Linked DNA regions of Homo sapiens: region 1 is linked to region 2. A link is an interaction called in ENCODE POLR2A ChIA-PET data of the cell type or tissue named here. Cell type or tissue: Panc1. All regions are shown on one strand. Each heading gives the region's core, and the rest is flanking DNA. Links, peaks and the distances in the headings are about the cores only.

What was found. Peaks named below come from ENCODE experiments on the same cell type or tissue, not always from the same donor. Only the 100,000 strongest peaks of a DNase experiment are listed, where the experiment ranks them.
Region 1: POLR2A ChIA-PET joins it to region 2 with 6 read pairs; 2 of 35 experiments call an interaction of 5 or more read pairs at or near these places.

Annotation. Positions count from the first base shown.
Region 1 is chr12:76,596,652-76,604,694 of GRCh38, forward strand. The region is part of intron 3 of LOC105369850 (a long non-coding RNA gene); the gene reads left to right. It also overlaps the pseudogene RPL7AP9. Among named protein-coding and RNA genes, the nearest start is that of OSBPL8, 41 kb to the left of the region's middle. In Panc1, for the core only: no CTCF peak of the experiment used is centred there; no DNase peak of the experiment used is centred there.
Region 2 is chr12:76,418,848-76,426,890 of GRCh38, forward strand. The region is part of intron 4 of OSBPL8 (oxysterol binding protein like 8); the gene reads right to left. Among named protein-coding and RNA genes, the nearest start is that of BBS10, 74 kb to the left of the region's middle. In Panc1, for the core only: no CTCF peak of the experiment used is centred there; a DNase peak (open chromatin) is centred at 4,434; H3K4me3 peaks cover 892 bases; H3K27ac peaks cover 1,252 bases.

The sequences.
Region 1 (8,043 bases), core at 1,633-6,632, 180 kb after region 2:
TGGTAAGCAATAGGGAGCTACTGGAGATATTTGAGCAGAAGCAGAAGTAATGGTGTGAAACAGGCTCAATATCAGAGTCTGCTTAAGATTTATATGGAGGAAGAATTTGGTGGGAAAAAATAAACTTGAAGCAAGAAAACCAGGTTGGAGGCCTGAACTAGGTGGGTAGGCACAGAAATGGAGATGGATGGAGTTAGATTTTGAGTGCAAGTAAGATCAGTAGGCAGTGGTGAAGAAGTTTTTGTCAAAAATAATTACAGTTTCAAGCATGAATTACTAGGAGAATGGTGAACTATTAATAGAAATCAGATAATCAGAAAAAGGAACAGTTGGTGTGAGGCAAGATGATGAGTTCAGTTCTCTACCTGTTAGGCATATAAGTGGCTATACTCAGCGGGGGCCTATTTGTAAATTTTATACCATTTACAAGAACTGGAACCTAACAGATATTAGAAGATTGTGGTTTAGTTACACTGGCTTGATATGTCTCTTTGCAATATAAATATATTAAAGTGCAGTTGTTATTTTAATTTCCTGTGGAGTTTTTCTCTGGACAAATGTAGCAGGGATATATAGCTCTTCTGTGGTTCATACATCACAAAGATTGCTCTTATAAAATGATATATACTTATTGAGTGAGTGTGTATGTCAGTTATTATGCTAAATTTTACGTATTTTACATCAACTAATCCTTACATCAGCTTTGGTATTAGTATGTGGATTTTTATAAGAGAAATCAAGATGCAAAGAGGTTAAGTAGCTTTCCCAGGGTCAAACCGGAAGCAATGTAATGACATTTGAACCCAGGTTCTGAATGGCCCTTCTCTTTTGACTCTATACTGATAAAGTACCTATTTGCCTCCTTCCCTTTTCCTTTTCATAGAATGAAAGGACATGGTGCCTGTTAGCACAGACTACTGGTCTTTACTCTATGATTGTATCCAGGGATTCATTTAGTGCCTGCTTAGGAGATCTGTCTTAGGAAGGGCTTGTGATCACTGGCTCTTCTTGGGGCAACGACTTTCCTGAGAGAGATATTAAGTAATAAAATTATTTAACTAAAAAGTCACCCCTTAAAAAGAGCAAATAAAACAGTTTTGAATTATAACTATACTAAAGTCATTAAAAAATAACAAAAAGCTACATAAGGTCCTTTGAAACCACTTTAAATTTAGACAAACAGCAGAGAATGCCCTTAATAGCAAGTCTGAAGATCAAAGTGTGGAACTCTTCCTAAAGGAAACACAGAGGATGAAGAGTCTGGAGATTAATGTTGCAGTTGGCTGATGCTCCAACACAGTGCAGTGAGCAGGGATTCACCAAGAGGAAAGATACATCTGTGCTACAGGCTTTACATTGCACTGCCTGGCACTTGGTGAATTCTTAATATATATAAGTTCCTGTCTTTCTCCCCTTTTGTATTTTACAAAATGTTTTTCCACATCTCATTGTATTTACTCTATATAGTAAAAAGAAAACCCTGATGAATAAACTGTTATCATTCCCATTACAGAGGTACATAAACCTTTACTTGTTGAAGCTGAGAATGGCTGGATAATTCTGCAGCGCAATCTCTCCAACCTGAGTGTTCTGGTTTTGCACTCTCCCTGTAGGACTTTGTCATCTGTTCCCTGACCATTGGGCTGTTAACAAAGAGTGAAGGTTTTTCCAGTAGGAGGGGTCTTTCTGGTTGGAGTCCGAACTGAACATAGATCCCACATAAGTAAAGGCCCATGACACTTTTTGTGTAACACAATTAAACTTCCTTCATGCAGTAGCTGAGGGCATTACTGTTAATCCCTTGATGCCTAGGGTTGTGTGGGTGACATCTTTTATAGCAAAGAAATACTAGTTGTTTTACTTCACAGAATTATCAGATAAAGCCTCATGGAAAGTCTCAGACATGAGATAGAGCTTTAAGGACTGGTAGGATTTATATAAACCAGAGAAGCTCTGAAGGTTTGTCAGACATGAAGAAAAGCAAAAGTGTGATGTGATCATGTTCCACAAAGGAGACCTATCTGCCAACAGCATGAAGGGAAATGAAGAGGAGATAAGATTAACTAGATCTTCAAAGTTCAAATGATGGAAGATGTTGACCATGAAAATTTTAAATTTTGGCTATAATCCAGCAATCTCTAACGTTTTTGGCACCAGGGACTAGTTTTGTGGAAGACAATTTTTCCATGGACTGGGGTTGAGGGGATGGTTTTTGGATGATTCAAGCACATTACATTTATTGTGCACTTTATTTCTATTATTATTACATTGTAATATTTAATGAAATAATTATGCAACTCACCATCATGCAGAATCAGTGGGAGCCCTGAGCTTGCTTTCCTGCAACTAGATGGTCTGATCTGGGGGCGATGGGAGACAATGACAGATCATCAGGCACTGGATTCTTATAAGGAATGTACATCCTAGATTCCTCACATGCACAGTTCACAATAGGGTTCCTGCTCCTGCGAGAATCTAATGCCACCACTGATCTGACAGGAGGTGGAACTCAGGTGATAATGCGAGTGGTTGGGGGCAGCTATCGATACAGATGAAGCTTCTCTCACTCACCCACTGCTCACTTCCTGCTATGCAGCCCAGTTCCCAACAGGCCATAGAACTGTACCAGCCTGGGGGTTGGGGACCTCTGCTGTAACCTTTTGTTTTGTTTTGTTTTGTTTTGTTTTGAGGTGCAGTTTCGCTCTTGTTGCCCAGGCTGGAGTGCAATGGTGCGATCTCGGCTAACCACAACCTCCACCTCCTGGGTTCAAGCAATTCTCCTGCCTCAGCCTCCCTAGTAGCTGGGATTGCAGGCGTGCACCACCACGCCCAGCTAATTTTTTTTTATTTTTAGTAGAGACACGGTTTCTCCATGTTGGTCAGGCTGGTCTCAAACTCCCAACCTCAGGTGATATGCCCACCTCAGCCTCCTGAAGTGCTGGGATTACAGGCGTAAGCCACCACACCCGGCCTGCTGTAACCTATTTAAGAAACATTTGGTCCCCTCCCACCAGCCAAGATGCCGAAAGGAAAGAAGACCAAGGGGAAGAAGGTGGCCCCAACCCCTGCTGTCGTGAAGAAGCAGGATGCCAAGAAAGTGGTGAATTCCCTGTTTGAGAAACGGCCTAAGAATTTTGGCACTGGAGAGGACATCCAGCCCCAAAAGGTGCCTCACCTGCTTTGTCAAATGCCCCCACTATATCAGGTTGCAGCAGCAAAGAGCTATCCTCTATAAGCAGTTGAAAGTGCCTCCTACAATTAACCAGTTCACCCAGGCCTTGGATCGCCACATAGCTACTCGGCTGCTTAAGCGGGCCCACAAGTACAGACCAGAAACAAAGCAAGAGAAGCAGAGACTGTTGGCCCAGGCTGAGAAGAAAGCTGCCAGCAAAGGGGATGTCCCCCACTAAGAGATCACCTGTCCTTCGAGCAGGAGTTAACGCCATCACCACCTTGGTGGAGTGCAAGATGGCTCAGCTGGTGGTGATGGCACACCACGTGGATCCCATTGAGCTGGTTGTCTTCCTGCCTGTCCTGTGTCATAAAATGGGGTTCCCCCACTGCATTATCAAGGGGAAGGCAAGACTGGGATGTTTAGTCCACAGGAAGACCTCCACCACTGTCGCCTTCACAGAGGTTAACTCAGAAGACAAAGGAGCTTTGGCTAAGCTGGTGGAAGCTATCAGGACCAATTCCAGCGACAGATATGATGAGATCCATTGTCACTGGGGAGGCAATGTCCTGGGTCCCAAATCTGTGGCTCACTTTGCCAAGCTGGAAAAGGCAAAGGTGAATGAACTTGCCATTAAACTGGGTTAAGTATGCACTGTTGAGCTTTCTGTACATAAAAATAATAAAAATAATACAAATTCTCCTTCAAAAAAAAACAAAGAAACATTTGGTTCTTAAGAGGGGGGAGAAATTATTTACAAGTAAAGCCACATTACCTTTCCCAAGACATGTTCTTGCATCTTTACTTCAGGCTCCTTTAATCTGCAAAAGGAGAGGTGAGGGAAGCACAATGACTGAGTAACACTAAACCACAGGCCTCAAATTTTCTAAAAGAGCGTAGCAAGCAGAGCCCCTAAAACAGTACAGGTGAATTTTTCTTCCCTCCAACAGTGTCTGACAAGAATCCTAGAAACAGGAAAATTTTCTTACTATATTGAATTCAAACCCTAACAAAATGAGAAGACTATATGCATTAGTCTGCTTAGGCTGCCATAAAAAAAAAAAATACCATAGACTGTGCGGCTTAAATAACAGAAGTTTATTTTCTCACAGTCTGGAGGCTGGAAGTCTGAGATTAGTGTGCCTGCATGATCAGTTTCCAGTGGGAGTTCTCCCCTTGGGTTGAAGAAGGCTGCCTTCTTCCTTGTATATTCGCTCACATGACCTGTTCTTTGTTCAAATATGGAGAGAGAGGGAGTAAGCTCTCTGGTATCTCTTGTTATAAAGGCACTAATTCATCATGAGGGTCTACCATGTAATCCTAATGTCCTCCTTAAGGCCCCATTTCCAAATAACATCACATTCGGTGTTAGGACTTCAACAAATGAATTTTGGGGGAAACACAGATGTTCAGTCTATAACACCATATAGCATGAAGTGATTGAATAGTGCCTCCTAATCTCTGTCATAATCACCAATAAAAAACATGATGAGGCTGGGCATGGTGGCTCATGACTATAATCCCAGTGCTTTGGGAGGCCAAGGCAAGAGGATCACTTGAGCCTAGGAGTTCAAGACCAGCCTGAGGAACATAGCAAGACCTTTTATCTATAAAAATTTAAAAAATTTGCAGGGCATGGTGGTACTTACTGGTAGTCCCAGCTACTCGGGAGGCTGAGGTGGGAGGTTTGCTTGGACCTGGGAGATGGAGGTTCCATTGATCCCTGATTGTACCTCTGCACTCTAGCCCGGGAAACAGAGTGAGACCCTGTCTCAAAAAAAAAAAAAAAAAAATTAACAAATATCTTTTGAGATTTTATGCTAGGTGTAGGAGATACAAGAATGGCTATCTCAAGGAAGTGAAAGTTCTATCTGCCTGACTGTGAAGGCATTCCATTAGTAAAACTTTTCCATTTTTCACCCTTAATGTCTAATAATGCTGTCTCCTTTGCCTTCTAATATAATCTCACCTGAATCCCCTTTCTGTTAGCATCCCCGTTTACCTCTCATTCCACTTGCACCAATTATAGAATACCATCATCTCTTACCATTGAAGGCTATCAAAGGAACCTGTGGGTTTTTCCACTGAAAGGAATTTCTCTGCCATATTGTATCTCAGCTGACATGAAACAGGCCCATTCATTTCTGCTTCAGAAAGCAGACAGCTGCATTTTCTTTGACCTGAGCCTTTATGAAATCACTTGTGAAAACTAATCCACTCCCTTAATAACCCATTAATCCATTAATCTATTAATTTGTGAATGAATTAATTCATTAATGAGGTCAGAGCCCTCATGACCCAATCACCTCCCAAAGGTCCCACCTCCTAATACTGTTGCACTGGGGACCAAGTTTCCAACACATGAACTTTGGGGAAACACATTCAAACCATAGAATACCCATAAGGCTTAAAAATCCTGTTTTAGAATATGGCATGGTAGAGAACTGAACATAAAGACCCTGATCCAATAGCTTTTGGTCTAAGACTTGTCTTTAAGTGTTAATAAGAGATTTGTGTTTAAAAAAACGAATTCAGGCTGGGCGCAGTGGCTCATGCCTGTAATCCCAGCACTTTGGGAGGCCGAGGTGGGCAGATCACCTGAGGTTGGGAATTCGAGACCAGCCTGACCAACATGGAGAAACCCCATCTCTACTAAAAATACAAAAAATTAGTAGGTGTGGTGGTACATGCCCGTAATCCCAGCTACTCGGGAGGCTGAGGCAGGAGAATTGTTTGAACCCGGGGGGCGGAGGTTGTGGTGAGCTGAGATCAGGCCATTGCACTCCAGCCTGGGCAACAAGAGTGAAACTGTGTCTCCAAAAAAAAAAAAAAAGAACAAAACCAAAAAACAAACGAATTCGGCCGGGCACAGGTGGCTCATGCTTATAACCCTAGCACTTTGGAAGGCCAAGGCAGGTGGATTGCTTGAGTCCAGGAGTTCAAGGCCAGCCTGGGCAACATGGCAAAACCTTGTCTCTATAAAAAATACAAAAATTAGCCAGGCATGGTGGTGCACATCTGTAATCCCAGCTACCTGTGGGGCTGAGGTAGGAGGATTGCTTGAACCTGGGATGTCGAGGCTGCAATGAGTCAAGATCACACCACTGCGCTCCAGTGTGGGTGAAAAGTGAGACCCTATCTCAAAAAAAATTTAATTGAAAAATTTTAAAAATTAAAAAATGAATTCCCTCACATTTATAGCTTAGGTCCCTTGAAAACAATGTAACTAGTTGTAAGGTTGAGCTGATCACACTGTCCTTAAAAAACATCAGAGGGACTATTTCTGAGTAACCAGACAAATGTGATAAGAACTTAAACTTCTTGAGTCTGCCCCTCTACAAATAGACCAGGTAGGTCTTAAAGCACATATTCCTTCATTGATGTTTATATAGAGCTTTTAGATTCCTGGTGCCAACTTTAGAGCTATATAGTCATTTATAATACCTATAAGCTGAGAGTTATCTTTACCAGAAATCTAAATGCCAGGATTGGTAATGGTTCCACTATAACCCAAATAATTTGAGATATCTTACTTTTATGTAATGGTTTTAATAATAAATAACATATACATTCAACCTGGACTCCTCCAACTAAAAAGGAAGATGTAAAACTCAAATAGCATTTCCTAAAAGGTTCAATTTTCCCCAAGTTTGGAAATGAGTACTTAAACAAAATAAATTGGGCTTTTTAGTAAGTATTCCATGAAAACTTTTCTTTTTTAATTGGAGGAATCAAGAGAGAAAAGAGATATAGGTATATATTCTGGTGAACAAAAAAGCACTTATTTGAAGTGTTTGTTGATTTCTGTAGTGTAAACACTCCCACCATAGCCGATTTCGAGCTACCGACCTGACATCATTGAATGTAGAGTTGGAAAGAGATGCATACATTTGGCTCTCATGGGCCTGTGAAAGCTGGTTCCAGCACTCACTCACTGTTACCGGGGAAAAAAAGAAATATGAACTTATTAGCTGTTAAAGATCCATAAGACTACATCTTTCCTGGATGTAGTTTTTGGATAATCCAGTATTTGGAATTAAATTTATTTTTTAAAATTATGTTTACATACTTAATAAAACTAAAGATTCCTTTGATAAAGTTTATTTTATTTTATTTTATTATTTTAAGAGACAAGATCTTGCTCTGTTGTCAAGGTTGGAGTGCAGTGATGCAATCATAGTTCACTGCAACCCCAAACTTCTGGACTAAAGCAATCCTCCTACCTCAGCCTCCCAAGTAGCTAGGACTACAGGTGCATTTTGTTATTTTTGTTAGATAATTTTTTTGTTCAACTAAATAACAAAATTAATCTAATTCTGTTATTTTTTGTAGAGACAGGGTTTCATTATGTTGCCCAGGCTGGTCTTGAATTCCTGGCCTCAAGCTATCCTCCTGCATCACCCTGATACATCTTTTAAATGTTGCACAACTTTGATGTGATTTAGGTGTAAACATGGCAACAAGTTTTCCCCAGTAAGAAATATAGATAAGGATATAAATGTTTGTTAGTAAGACAATGATACAAAAAAGACTGTGTTTCTCATCTTGGCAGTTTCTGTGCCTTCATTGTTTTCATGCCATCGAATGAGATAGACTTATAGTATTCTCCATGACCGTCAGCAAGATGGCAGACATTTCACAGTAACCTTACAAATAAGCAATATCCTCTTCATTTCTGCAAAGCTGAACAATAATATTTGAAGATGCTAAAATAAATAAAAAGTATATTTGATTAAACAACAAAAAATGCAGGAGCACATTTGCAATTTGGATTGAACTTTTTTTTTTCACCTCCAGCCCATATCTCTCTTTGGGGTTCCAACTAGTCTTTCCTGATAGTTTCATTCATGGAGACATCTGAATTTGAACAT
Region 2 (8,043 bases), core at 1,383-6,382:
AAAAAAGCAGATATTCAGAATGATTACTATTTAGATTGACAGATGGCAATCCTTTCAATCAATTAAGAAATAATAATGGATTCACCTCTTATAAATATAAATATTAGGCTGGGCATGATGGCTCATGCCTATAATCCCAGAACTTTGGGAGGCTGAGGCAGGCAGATCACTTGAGGCCAGGAATTTGAGACCAACCTGGCTAACATGGTGAAACCCTGTCTCTACTAAAAATACAAAAATTAGCTGGGCGTGGTGATACATGCCTGTAGTCTCAGCTAGTTGGGAGGTGGAAGCAGGTGAATCCCTTGAACCTAGGAGGCAGAGGCTGCAGTGCGCCGAGATCACACCACTGCACTCCAGCCTGGGAGACAGAGCGAGACTCCATCTCAAAACAAAAACAAGAACAAAAACAAAGTGCATATATATAGTATAAATATTTATAGTGTACCTACCTGTTACATAACACATTGCATTTAGGGATAAAAACATGAAAAGACATTGTTCCCTATCATTCCTTTCTTTTAAAAAGGCTACTGTCTAAAGAGAAGCCAGGTATTCAAACAAAAATTATAATACAGTAAAATAACTGCTTATAATAAAGGCAGAGGGATACCTGCGAATAAGCTATGGGGTCAGACTATCTATCAACCCTGGCGCCACCATTTACTAGCTGTATGACATTGGGCACAATACTTAACTTCCAATGGTTCAGTTTCTCCAATGGGGAAAGGCTTGAAAGTGATAAAGTACTTAAGACTGAAGCAAGACAGTGCTATAATATTCTCTTCATATAAAAAGAAAAAAACATAGTAATGAGTTTCAGAAATGTTTTTAGCCATCAAAGCAAATAAAAAAGAATTTCCTAAAGCTCAACCCCAAAACAAAAACTAATGACATTCAAACCTGGTTGAAAAAAGTCTGTCATATCTTTCTTCTAATCTTTTGGTTTTGGAAGTAGTCACAGACTCATAATAATTCCAGTGAATATAATAACTCTTCCATCAAGTAATTATATAACCATGGTAAGTTCCTTAAATTCCAGAGACTTCAGTTTCCCATCTACAGTAAATTTTACATTAGACAATCTCTAGTGTAAGTACATAGGTTTACTTTTTCCTGCTAATGCAATGGAATATTATCGCTGAATAAATTAGCATTCTGCCCTTAACCTCTAATTTGTCCACAAAATGCAAGTACTATCATCACTGATAAGGCGTTATCTTTTTGATATACCTGGTTCATTAATACTGTGATATAATAAAGCAAATTTTATGTTGCGTCAGTCTTATTAAAATGAAATTACATAAACAAATCTACAAATAAAGATTTTATAAGTATCTACAAAATAAATACAGAATTGCTACATTAACTATATTGAATACAGCCAAGAGCCAAGAAAAAAATCTGAGAAGTCAAAATATACAAAACAACTATGTACTAAAATGTACAATCTATAGATGTCTATAGATGCTTTCTTTGTTCAAAGTTTATTTACTCCAATTTGTACGTACTGTTCTAGAGATTAGTAAAACAAGCATACCTAAAAGTAACAGCTGAGATCAAGAGATAGATAATCAGATATGAACTAAATAAAACAAACACATTGCATCATGACATCACTATGGGTACAGGGGCAGGGGTGTCACATCCATGTTATAGCTAATCATAAAGAAAAAGGTTATGCTGACGTATTTATTAAGGCAGAAGTGGCTAAAAGAAAAAAATATTTTTTTCAGGAAAATTAAAATTAAAAAAGGGTTATGCTCAAAGCAGTAAGAAAAAGTTATCTTTAAATATCACTAATGAAGAACAAATCTTTCCTTCTCTAGTTTTGTCAGATAAAAGCAAATGCATCTAAAATAATTTTTTCAATACAACAATGAAGTATATCAGGAGATATTAGATGTACTTTTTACTTTTACCTTAAGTCACAACAAAAAGCCACTTCTTTGAAGTACTTAATTCCATTCTACTTCTTAGTTGATAAAAGCAGATATTTTATAGAGCTTTTTATCACAGCTGGTTGTATTAAGGAGATGATGGAATCATTCCTATGAATATGATTTTCTCTATTTCAAGAATTAGAAAACAAAGCAAACCATTTACTTTTCTATAGAAACAAATCCATCCAAGATGGCTTTTAATATTTCTTTGACAAGATAAACTGACAATTTTGCCTTTAACTGCCTAATTAAATAAGTACCAAACTTAAAAGCTAAGTTTTCTATTGTTCATCAAGGTCACATGATTATTCTGTAAAGCTAAGTGGACTTGTGGCATGAAGGTCAGCAAACAATATATACTAGCAAGCTTGTTGGCCTAAAAAATGCAAACAAAGAGACAGAAACAAATACAGAAATGAAACTCATTTTAAAATAAAAAATATCTAACATTAAAAAAATCTCAGTATTTTGTATTTGCAAAGCCACTTCTGAATGACAAACGACTAAAATTTACACCATTTAAAACATAAGAAAGACGCATGAGAGCAACCATGCTACACTAAGAAGACTTAATATGGATTGAGTGCTATTTAAAGCTTATACTACTTAGGGAGAGTTCAGGACTATGGTTTCCAATTCTTTTGTGAAACACTGTTAGAAAAGAATGAAATCAGTCAATTTATAATTTATTTAATTGCCCAGGTGAACACTTTCTATGAGGCGTTTCACTATCTCAGAAGAACACATATACCACTTATCAACATGAATATTCAGAAAGCCAAGAATAAAGGTTATTGTGAAAATAGGGAATTTAATTCAACAAAATCTAAGTGTCAGAAAAAATATATAAATACAAGTATCAGTTTCAGTCAATATTTCTTTGCCATCATTATTAAATAGTACTTTTATTTTAAAAGAAAATATAACCCTAAAAGAGTAGACATAATTATATAGTGTTTAAAAATCTGAAAGGAAAAGATTATTTAAACATATTCAAATATTTGCTACAATTTCAAACAATAAAAGATCAATTTATGTCTACATCTCATTGACCAATTGTTTAATGCCTAAATCATAGCTGTCAAATGCCTAATAAATATAACCCTAAAAATATCATAAATTTTCATGATAAAAATTAATCACACACAAATACATCTAACAACAAGAGGAAGCTAAGGTATTTCAAAAACTATACTTGAGTAGAAAGCTTCACTTTAGTCAGAATTTAAGATAAATTTAAGAATTTAAGATAAAAAGATTAAGATAATAAAGTGGTAAGATTAAAGCTTACATTAAACATCAACTTTAATATAGTTACCATTCTGCAAAAAATGAACAAATATCAATATTAATATCTGGGTTTCATTTGGTAAACCCTCAGAGCAATGTGTTTATTTATATAATTTTGTGTTTATCTCAAGTCTAGAAGGGCTTTAATTTTATCAAAGGGTCATAATATTTCTATAATTAAAGCAAAAATTTATGCCGTAAGCACTCAAGATTCCTACTTTACTGAATCATTACTTCTGAAGTTTTAACTGAAGAGGCTCTAAGAGAAAATATGGAAAAGCCAAGCTGTTTAGCAGCAGTTACTGAAACCTAAGCTTTCACTACAGAATTGTTTTATTTAAATGAAAGCGGCTTTAAAATGTTAAAATGCCTGGTTTATTTTAATTAAAAGTCTGCAAGAAATTAGGAATGCAAGATTAAACACACAAACCTGGCAATGAAGGAGAAAGTTCATTGTATCCTCCAAATGAAGCATTCCGAACAAGCTTTCGGCCATCAATCCGGGGAGGAAATAAAACAGGCAAAACCCCAGTACAGGAAGAAAATCTACGTTGTGAGCTCTCTTCTTTCATAGCTCAGAAGGTCTATTTAATGTATATGCTCACCCAAAGGCTAATTAGACCAATATGGCAAAGACAGGCTTTTCTCTCACATCCAACTGTAGCAAAACCCACCAGCACAAACAAAGAACACACACATTTAACAGCAAAGGAGAAGGACCAAAGACTGTCAAATCAGCAATAAACAGATAGAGAAAGCCTGACAGAAAAAGCATTAAACCATGCTGCTGATTTTTTAAAAAAAGGAACTGATAAACATGAAAGGCTATTCTACTAATGTTTTACCTTTTTATCAAACCACCCTGCACTGAATTGCTGCTTTAGGAAAACAAAACAAGATCAATACTTAGCAATTCAAGATGAAGCAATAAAGTCATTTTCTCTTCTCAGAAATGCAATCCTTTTATCATATCCATTATGTTTCTGTACTATCCGGCCACACTTCCCACCTCTTCCGACTCCTTCCTTCCCAGCTTTTACTTACTTCAAAGATGGATATAAACATAATGCTTTTTATCTTCCCTGAAGCTTCTAGATTTATATCTAATCTACAGCTTGCCTCAGCCATGATTAAACATTCATAAGGAAAGATACTCTTTCAAGCACAACGTTGATGGATTCCAACAGTTAAAGCAGAGAATAAACATTTAAGTTTTGCCTCCAGCAGGGATATATGAGTCATTAAGACAGTGTTAGCGCAAACCAATCAACAGAGGAGATTAAAACGACACCATAATGCTGTATGCTCTAACATGTTCCTTGAAGAAAATATGAGCTGCTACTGTTCCTCTTAATTACATTTAAACTGTTCAAAATTTAATTTGAACAGTTTCATTACATCTAAACTGTTCAGTCTATCAATGAGTCTTTCCTGCTTAAAAAAAATTTTTTTTAAAAGCAACTTTATTATCACAGTGACAAATGTACTATGTTTAAAACTAAGTGACCAGTATTGACTCCACGTCATTAAATCTAACAGGTACCATCTGTTTATACCTAATCTTTAAAATTCCAAAGAATTCTCTCCCAATTATACTAAAATCCATATACCTTACCCTACCTTAATTCAGATTTAAAAGCTCTAGTCAGATGCTCTCTATATATGCCGTAGATTGATTTTTTTGGTTATAATTCTTTCTTTCAATCTGAAAATACACCCACTCAGCTGGACAATAACCATCTAGGTTAAAATTTATTAGTGGCTCATTTTTATAGGTATCTTACCATAAGATCTCAGTATCCTTCCTTATTATGCATTCACTTCAACGCTGGTTCTCTATTCATGCACAACATCTCATATAATCTAAGACTTTGTCCTTACTAGAAAGAACACATGAAAAAGCAAAACTCAATTTCTTTTTTGTTTTTTGGGTTTTTTTTGAGATGGAGTCTCACTGTCGCCCAGGCTAGAGTGCAGTGGCAAAATCTCAGCTCGCTGCCACCTCTACCTCTCGGGTTCAAGTGATTCTCCTGCCTCAGCCTCCCAAGTAGCTGGAACTACAGGCACCTGCCACCATGCCTGGCTAATTTTTGTATTTTTAGTAGAGATGGGGTTTCGCCATGTTGGGCAGACTGGTCTCAAACTCCTGACCTCAGGTGATCCACCCACCTTGGTATCCCAAAGTGCTAGGATTGTAGGTGTGAGCCACCGCACCAGGCAAAACTCAATTTCTTGTATGTGACATATTCTTTCTTGGGCAAAGGCATTTCAAAATCAATTAATGGAGAATAAGTTTACCACTAATACCCATAACTGCAACAAGTTTGTGGGTTTTAGGGGTTGGTTTGGTTATTATTATTTTTTGCTTTTCTCCATATCATAAAATGTACATTATTATTAACTGTAGACAACAAATAATTATAATTCATGTAATGGTGCTTGCCTTTAAAGGCATAAAGAACATCACAAACAGCATTATGCTAGTATAATAGTTAAGCAGGATTTGAAATTAAACTGCATTCAAATCTCTGTTTTATCTTTCCTAGAAATACTTAAACAGTTTAATTTCTCTGAGTCTTTGTTTTCTCACGTATACAATGCTAATAGTAGTACTGATATTATAGGATTGTTATGAGGATTAAATCAGATGATACACAAAGTCTTAAAAGAGTCTAGGTTAAAATGGCAAAATGAAGATACTGAACAAATGCGTTCCCTCCTAAAACTCAAGTAAAATCAAGAAAAGGGGTATTTTAAAAAAATAAACAAATATCTATATATATCCCAAAAGTACATATCCAGGAGAGGATATATTAACAACATAAATTTGACACTGCAAAGCTCGAGATGAACAAGTAGTCATGGTCTTGCAGATCCAAGAAAGCCAAATCACAACAGCAGTAATAAAAACTGAAAGTCAACCTTATTTACACCAAATAACCCTTTTGCACATAATTCACAGCACCAAGTTCCTCTGGATCATGAATCAGATAGGCTATTTACGTCAACAACAATACTGGAAGCAGGCCAAAAAATAACCAAAATCTTCAAAATATGAAAGAAAACAAGTTTCAATTTAGAATTCCATACCCAGCCAAACTATCAATTACATATTAGAGTAAAATAAAGATATCTTTAGACATGCAAGGTCTCAAAATTTTATTTTCTATGTACCATTTAAAATAATTTACTACAGTAGCCCTTCTCAGCTGGGGTTCTGCAATAGAATTAAGCCTAATGTACTAAGGCATCCACTGTTCAAGATGAATTAAATTTATCTCCCATGCATCTATAATATTTCCAACAATGCACTATATCTTTGAGAAACAGAGAAAATATTCCTATAGGACTTACTTCTGTCATGAGACTCCAGTTAAGAAAGGCTGTACTGGAAGATAAAACTGTACCAAAATGTGATAAATCAAGAATGCATGGGGTACAGAAACAGGACATCCAATATAAAAGAGGTGTCATTACCAAAAAGTCCCCCTGCCACTGCACCATCTTTTTTGACACATGGGCAAACTGCTTGGGTGAGCTTTGCCCAAGTTCTTTGTTGACACTGGCTTGTCTGTCTGACTGTATGCTGATAAAACTTCTTCTCTGTTCCTTCAAGCTGATGTTTGGATCAGCTGAGAATACTTCCAAAACAATGAAGCATTCTACTTTTTACCTAATCCTGGTTGAACATGGTGAACTAAAAAAGCAGAATATACCTCTCCTGGTCATATTCCTGCCAGGTATCCAGTAATTAAACCACAAGCAATAATGAATCTTGTGTTTCCCAAGACCCACTAATTATCTTGCCGAATGCTTTCTTCAGTTGTTAAACTCTCAAAGAAATCATAACCAAACTCTGGCTCAGAGACTCTTGCTCAGTTTATCTTCCAGCAATGTTGCCCTTTCCTTACCCAACTAGGTTTGGGCTTGCTACTGTTAAATAAGCAGGAGGCCAATGGCCTGAGGCTGTCTCTGTATTTTTAGTTCCTAATAATGAACTGCAAGCTAACTTTGGTATGTAAATGAACAGAAATCTAACTTAGGAGTCTAATATTTGTAACAAATAGGCTGATCTCAGCCAATCACAGCAGCTGAGCTTCAGACAATCACAGGCAACAAACTAATCAGATCATGTTCAAATAAGGCAGAAGCCCAGCTGTAGCCAATCATGCTACTTCTGTATTTCTGAGTTCTGTCTATAAATATTCACTGCTTATGTTTCAGAGTGGTGCTCTCTGGACCTCTTCTGGTTTTGAGTGTTGCCCAATCCATGAATCGTTCTCACTCAAATACACTCTGTTAAATTTAATTTGTCTGAAGTTTTTCTTCAAACACACTCTCAACAGTGTTTAAAGAAATAACCATAAATTGTCTAGATATGCATACATGATGGTAACATTACCAGAAAAAAAGAAAAGGCACAAAAAAGTGAGGATTCTGGTTACCTGGAGCACGTAGAAGGCATGTAAAGGGGAAGAGATAAGGATCAGGAGATACATATAAGAACTTCTAAAGTACTAGCAATGATTTCTTCTAAACCTGGTATGCTGGGTACGTAAGTATTGGTTTTATTATTATATTAACTGTAAATGCATTTTATGTACTCTTCAGACTGCATGAAACATTTCACAGTACATATACATGTAAATGTTTTTTTCTTAAAACAAAGTTCTCAGATTGTTGCTGGATACATAGAAAACATTTCATTGTAAGCTATTATTATGTCCAGGATCTTAATTCAACAGTTCAGAAAAGGCAGATAAGAAAAACAAAATATTACTAAATACCATAATAGCAGGATTTATTTTCC